Linked DNA regions of Homo sapiens: region 1 is linked to region 2. A link is a contact called in ENCODE Hi-C data. All regions are on one chromosome and are shown on one strand. Each heading gives the region's core, a stretch centred on a gene start or an enhancer-like site at or near the end of the contact. The rest is flanking DNA. Distances are from core to core; before and after follow the strand shown. Region 1 has its middle 280 kb from the start of LINC01950. Region 2 has its middle 99 kb from the start of CHD1.

Region 1 (3,672 bases), core at 408-2,907, 8.3 Mb after region 2:
GGTTTTAACTTCTAATTTTATAAAAGTTAAATCCTTTTTAAATTTATAAAATTTCAAGGGATAGCACATTATATTTGTAATCTCTCAATCTGTTGGTTGAGAATACATACTTAATCAGCATTTAACAAACCTTCTTCTAGTACCCAGGGGCTTAATGGAATAAAAACAGATTCATAGAACCTATACTCTAGTGTGGAAAAATATGTAATAAAATAATTACACAGTCAAAGTAAAATGTGAAATGGTAAAGAGACACAATGAATTTAGTAACTTTAATTAGATTTGTATTTTAGTAATCACAGCAGATCCTATATGCATTAAAACTAATAGCATATCCTTTGTTTGGATTAGGCTTGATGTATTATTGTAGGCCCTTTACAATAAAACTCCCATACCATAAATCCACACCCAACATGTTAGGAATTTCTACATTGTGTGACCATTATGCCCTTAGCTAGAATTTATGTTAATTGAAGGCAAAGATCTTGCTTATTAATTAAACAGTCATTAAATAAATATATTAACATAAATAACTGCTAGCTTCTGCCTCAGACAAACCCAAATTTGTTTCTCACTTCTGTTACTTTCACAATGCTGAATGCTGATGAAAGGCAGGGTAAAGAAGGAATGAAAATGTGTTCCACAGAAGTCAAACTAACATAATCTCTGCCATCTTACTGTTGCACTTTCTAGAACACATACCTTCTGAGGCTGCCAGATAAGTAGAGCACAGATATGAAGGAAGTATTCCAGCTTTAACTGCTTCAACCCAGAGCTTTACCACCACAATGTGATGTAATTACTCCATGGCACAGTCTTCCCAAACACTTAGGCCTGTATCACTAATGCCTTTGATGGTGCCCACTCAATGAGAGCTTATTGCACGAAATAATGGAATGTAAAATAAAATCTTCTCTACAATCAAGCATTGCAAAAGGATTTTTTCTTTTACTCCTTTCTATCATGACACAACAGAACCTACAGCCCTGGCACAAAAGAAAAAGAAACATTTGGTATCAGCCATCACCTGGAAACATTGCAAACATGACTCAGAACCTCACATCGGTTGTCTGTGAAGTGTTCCCATGACTCTGCGGGAATGAGAGATCACTGGGAGTGATCCAGTGGCTGCTGCCTCATCATGTCCATCACAGTGAGCCTCTCTAATAAAATTCAGTCCTGTTCTTGCTTCTTTGAAGGGATAAGAGAGGCTAGCTACTTCCCACCAGCACTGAGCCTATCTCCTGCCAGTTTCAAAGCAAGGGGAACAGAAGTGCTTTCCACAGAGTAAAATATGCACACAGACTCCCAACACCCACCAAAGAAGGAAACACTAATTTCTGCAAGGTAAATACTTCTGTTACTGGTCAATTTTCTAGGTTTTTTTAAAAACAAAAACTGCCTTATATTCCCAGAGGTCTTTGAGTTCTGAAAGCAGCTTTGCATTAGCAATCCCATTTGATCCTCAAAATAATGTCATGCCATAGGTAAGGCAGGAGCTTTTATCACTATTTTAAAGGTGAGGAAAAATTATCCATAGGATTAGGTGGCCTGCCAGGAGGTCATACGAGGGAAGAAAAGCTGGCACTAGGCACAGAACCAGGCCCTCTGACTCCTGACATGGCACTCTTTGAACGTCATATCATGCCTCTTACCCCCAAATGGATGACGATCCTTTTGACCGTGGGTTGTGGTTTTGGCAGTTGCGCCCACCTTTGCTGTCTCAGATGCTTGCTATTCAAAATGACCACAGAAGGCTAAATCCAAAGGTGGCGATTGATAAAGAAACTGCTGAGACATCTCTCTCCTTCTAGGTTACCTCCAGTGAAGTCAAAAGTAATGTCAGACAGTGCTCAGATATCCAGTCCTTTCAAGATGTAATAATAAGCCACCTGTAAAACAAACAACTTGATGACAGTTTTCAGAGACAACAATTTCATTCTACATTACATCCTTTTTTTTTTTTTTTTTTGAGACAGAGTCTCACTCTGTTGCCCAGGCTGGAGTGCAGTGGTGCCTTCTAGGCTCACTGCAACCTCTGCCTGCTGGGTTCAAGGGATTCTCCTGCCTCAGCCTCCCCAGTAGCTGAGATTACAGGCACCTGCCACCATGCCTGGCTAATTTTTGTATTTTTAGTAAAGACAGGGTTTCACCATGTTGGCCAGGGTGGTCTCAAACTCCTGATCTCAAGAGATCTGCCCTCCTCAGGCTCCCACAGTACTGGGATTACAGGCGTGAGCCACCACTCCCGGCCTCTACATTACATTTTCTAAACTTTTTATCCACCACGTAGCTATTCTGAAGATGGTCTTAATTTCCAATGTTTATTTTACGAAAACTTAAGCTTGCTTACCCCATCTCTTTTCATACCAAAACATTTCTATAAAACTCAAGAAATCCATAACTCAGCATAATTAGTACATGGCATTCTCCCTGTTCTTTCTAAAATAACTGTCTGTACATGATAGAAGCATAAAATATTTTGGTTGTATTTTTTCAGTTCCTAGGAAAAGAATTTACAATTATAAATGGTTAACAGAAATTAATTGTATTTGGCTTGTATTTAAATCAAGCTGTTTATGCATACTCGTTATGCACCAGCACAGCTCCTTGCTTATATAGGCGTTCAATAAATATTTGTTAAATGATTGATGGAATGAATGATGCAATGCCCTGTGAGAACACAATGTCTTTGTCCTGCTGTATGAGTTTCGGTAGAAAATTAAAGTAGAGAATTACAAAGAATGGAAAGCTAGGCCTTTGAAGACAAAGATTCTAGTCATTAATACTAAATAACTAAATGACTTAGGACAAACTACTTGATTCACCAGGCCTTTAGGTTTCTTAACAACAGAATAAGAATATGGATAAGAATTGAGATGGTCTCTAAAGTGACCTTCAGCCACAAGTATTTTGTAATTCTAGATTGAAAAATATCAGCCAGAGAAAAATACCACTCTCACCAGAAAATAAGTATGAATGAAGGGTGATCCCAGACCAAGGTCTAGCTTTTTAAGTTTAAATGTGCCTGGGGGGTTTTAAGAATCTTAAAGAGTCTAACTGAAGACAATGAGACTTCCCAGAGTCTAACAGAGATTGCTTTTAGCACATTATCGTCTATTACAAGCCCTATAAAGGGACTGTAGTAGAAGGAGTTCAAAGTAGGCTCTGAGGAAAAAGGAACGGCACTGAGGAAAGCTAAAGTTTCTTCTCCTATTATTTTTTCTTTAACAAAGCAGATGAGGGAAAGAAAATACCTGTCATGAACTGTTCCGAAGTCCCCAAATTTGAAGAATGACTATTAAAAGTCTCTTGGAGCACAAAAGGAAAGAAACCTAGAGGAAATAGAATTTATGGAAAGAGAACCCGGAACAAAACTCCTAATTTCTGAAGAAATTGGCAGCTCAGACAAGAGTTTCAACCAGACACCAAAAAGGGGTCGATCTGGGATCCAAACAGGAAAGGACCGTGCTCTGCCAATGGCTACAAAGTAGCTGAAGAAAGTACCTCAGCCTCTGAGGAGAGAATAGGAACCACGTGAACAGATTGCTGAAAGGTTAGGAAGGGCTCAGAAGAGTAAGCAGTGACCACCTCAGAGCAACGAAACCTACAGTCAGCACCAGGTGAGGCTTCATCTGCCTCAGTCGATGATCCTGACACTCCAGAAGTTTC
Region 2 (3,629 bases), core at 75-2,574:
ATTTATTTATTTTGAGACAGAGTCTTCCTTTGTTACCCAGGCTGCAGGGCAGTGGCGCAATCTCGGCTCTCTGAAACCTCCTCCTCCCGGGTTCAAGCGATTCTTGTGCCACAGCCTCCCAAGTAGCTGTGATTACAAGTGCCTGCCACCATACTTGACTAATTTTTGTATTTTTATTAGAGATGGGATTTCACCATCTTGGCCAGGTTGTTTTCGTACTCCTGACCTCAAGCGATCTGCCTTCTGTGGCCACCCAAAGTGTTGGGATTACAGGTGTGAGCCACAGTGCCCAGCCCCATCCTATCTTTTAAATTATAGGCAAAATACATTTAAAGTGCATATCAAATGCAGCCCTGAGAGGGACAGAATATTCCAGAAGAGCCAGAGATGGCCTAAACTAACTGAAGGAGATACTACTCAGTATACATTGCATTGGTGAAAAGAGCTGAAGAGATGGAAGAATTTGTCACTGTGTATAATAAAAGACTTATTTTAGCGTAAACTGGTAGCCATAGGCTACAGAGCTAAAACTGTTCTAACAAGTTGCATTTTGTTGACCTTTCAAAATAAAATGCCCAGAGTACCCATCTTAATTCACTGTATCATACAAATGATTCTTGATTCATATATTGCAGTGTTGGAACAGGTTACTTTTAACAAAGCCTCCCAAGTCTGTGATTTGTAGAGTGCATAATTTTCTTCTAAGGTGATTAGAGCACTTTTTAGACATTGCCTAAGATAAGTCTTTGTACCAGTTTAAAAAGTCAGCAGTACTATAATTATAGTTTTCCAGGTGTGAAATATGAAGATTAAGCTATTGGGCCTGGGTCAGTGGCCCACACCTGTAATCCCAGCACGTTGGGAGGCTGACGGGGGCAGATCACTTGAGTGCAGGAGTTTGAGACCAGCCTGGCCAACATGGTGAAAACCTGTCTCCACTAAAAATACAAAAATTAGCTGGGCATGGTGGCACATGCCTGTAGTCCCAGCTACTTGGGACTTGAGAGGCTGAGACAGGAAAATTGCTTCACCCAGGAGGTGGAGGTTGAAGTGAGCCAAGATCCTGCCACTGCACTCCAGCCTGGGTGACAGAGCGAGACTCTGTCTCAAAAAAAAAAAAAAAAAACAAAAAAAAAACAAAAATGAAACAAAAAACAAAAACAAAAAAACAGTTTAGGCTATTGAAGCCTGAGTATGGATTATTTTAGCTTCCAGATTGCAATAAGCATCGTGTAAAGATGAAGATCTCCAAATACAGAGAATGCAAGCAGTGTGCCTGACTTTGCTTAGAAAGTGCTGACAGGAGCGAGGAGTTTCACTAGCATTTCCTGTCTCAGAAACAAGTTCTCCATTTGATATTCAATGACAGTAAAACAGGGATCAGAAACTGTTACTGTTTGTTCAAAAGCAGAAGCTAGAATCATTTCAAAGAAAGACAGTGCAAAATTAAAACTGAAACTCCACTTCTACCTCTCTGTAGAAGCAGTGGAGTGTATCTCCTAGGGGCTTCTACTCCCTTGCTGCCAGTGAAATTTATTAACCACAGAAGTGTCTTTCACTTATGTCCTAAATGAAGGTAGATCTTACTGTTTTTGATACTAACCAAGTCATCTTCTGGGTACCAAAAATAGTTTTTGTGGCTTTATGAAAAGTCTGGCCTTTCCACAGCATGTGTATCCATTGACCTCACTTCTGAGAGCTTTAGACTAATTTGGTAATTAGACTAATTTGCACCATTAATTAAAATGCTCTATGAAATAACCCAAATCCCAATGCAAAGAAGAGAACAGCATGGTATACAGATGTTTGTTTTTTTAAATTTAAAAACATTTTATAATCTTCTTGCATTCCAGAATCAGATTTTAAAAAATTAACCATCCCTAAAAAAACTCACAAAAACCACTTTTATCAGGAGGTTCTATTCATTCTTCATGACTGTGGTGGACCATCCATTATTTTAATACACTATCAAATTTCAAAGTTGGTGACAAAACAAGAAATAAAAATGGAGGGAATTCTTATGGCTTCATGGGTATTTAGTTAGGGAGTGTAATGTGGGGAAGCTGTCACACAGGAGGCAAAAAACTGCAAAGAGACTAAATATGTAAGGTATTTTTATAGCTTCCTCAGCCATTTTCTTTACCTAAAATGCCCTTTTCTTATTTCTTTTTTTAGACAGAGTCTCACTCTGTCACCCAGGCTAGAGTGCAGTGGCACGATCTTGGCTCATTGCAACCTCTGCCACCGGGGTTCAAGATTCTTGTGCCTCAGTCTTCCGAGTAGCTGGGACCACAGGTGCACGCCACCATGCATGACTAATTTTTTTGTATTGTTAGTAGCGATAGGATTTTGCCATGTTGACCAGGCTAGTCTCGAACTCCTGACCTCAGGTGATCTGCCTGCTTCAACCTCCCAAAGTGCTGGGATTACAGGCATGAGCCACTGCACCTGGTCCTCCTTTTCTTATTTCTAAGTGATATTCTCATTCATCAAGGCTCAATTCAAAAATTACTTCCTGTCAGAAATTCTTCTGTCTCTATCCTCAAACCTCACATTTGCTGCTTTCTTACTTTTGTTTCTGTAGTCATTTCTTAACAGATCATATGATTGATTTTTAGTTTTGTAGTTTTATCCTCTAATAGACTCTAAATTCCTTGAGAATATGAATCATTCATCCTTGCAATTCTTACAATATACATATTGTCTAGTATACAGTAGATAATTAAAGTTTGTTACAGGGTACCAATTTGGAATAAGGAGTTAGTAGCTGAAAATGACCTAAAATGCTCTCTACTTTCAAGTTATAAACCCACACATTCTTCTGTTTCTCTGTATATGTCTGTCACTGCTTAGCTGATACATGATCTAACACCCTATTAAGCCGTCTTCAAATGTCAGACTCCCATTTCTAACAATACTACACAATTGTATGTTATTTTAAACCTTTCAAACGTCTTTTACATAAATCACTTTATTTAGTTCTTACAGTAATTCTATAAAGTTTCTGGATGAGAAAACAGAAACAACAAGCATCAATGACTTTGGACTAAAGCTCAGGTCTTTTGAACCCTTGCTATAATTCCCTTTGGTCCAGAGCTTACAGTTTTTAAACTTTTTACTTTCAAATATTTTCAAACTTATAGAAAAGATGCAAGAATAGTGCAGAGATCACCCATATACTTCACACAGATTCACTAATGTTAACATTTTACCACATTTGATTTCTCTCTCCCACCCTGCCCCCATATATACAGGACCATTTGAAAGTGACTTGCAGATGTCATGCTCCTTTACTCCTAAATACGTCAGTGTGTATTTCTTAAGAACCAGCATATTCATCTATGTACTGTAGTAAAATGATCAAACCTAGGAAATTTGACATTGATATAATATTTGAATCAATACACCTAATACAAGTTTGCAAATTTTTCTAATCATGTCTTTTATGAATTATGACTTTTTTCTGGTTCAGAATTGAACAGGATCACACATAGCATTTACTTCTTAGATCTTTTTAGTCTTCTTTAATGTGGAAGTGTCCATTATTCAACCTACACTTGCGTTTTCTCTTCTTTTCTTTTCTTTTTTCTTTTTTTTTTTTTTGAGGTGGAGTCTTGCTGTGCCGCCCA

What was found. Hi-C counts contacts between places; a loop is a spot of excess contacts on that map. Pooled maps may share reads with other maps.
Region 1: a map with no recorded cell type shows a loop between it and region 2 (18-fold over the local background). The contact joins two enhancer-like sites. A Hi-C loop is called at or near these places in 2 of 37 single-sample maps with no recorded cell type and 1 of 50 pooled maps.

What each region holds. Positions count from the first base shown.
Region 1 is chr5:107,284,239-107,287,910 of GRCh38, forward strand. No RefSeq gene overlaps it. Among named protein-coding and RNA genes, the nearest start is that of LINC01950, 280 kb to the left of the region's middle. RefSeq lists an enhancer at 960-2,159. Within about 2 kb of position 1,658, at least 2 of the 41 ENCODE cell types and tissues checked have a DNase peak (open chromatin) inside an H3K27ac peak, as active enhancers do.
Region 2 is chr5:99,026,092-99,029,720 of GRCh38, forward strand. No RefSeq gene overlaps it. Among named protein-coding and RNA genes, the nearest start is that of CHD1, 99 kb to the left of the region's middle. Within about 2 kb of position 1,325, at least 5 of the 41 ENCODE cell types and tissues checked have a DNase peak (open chromatin) inside an H3K27ac peak, as active enhancers do.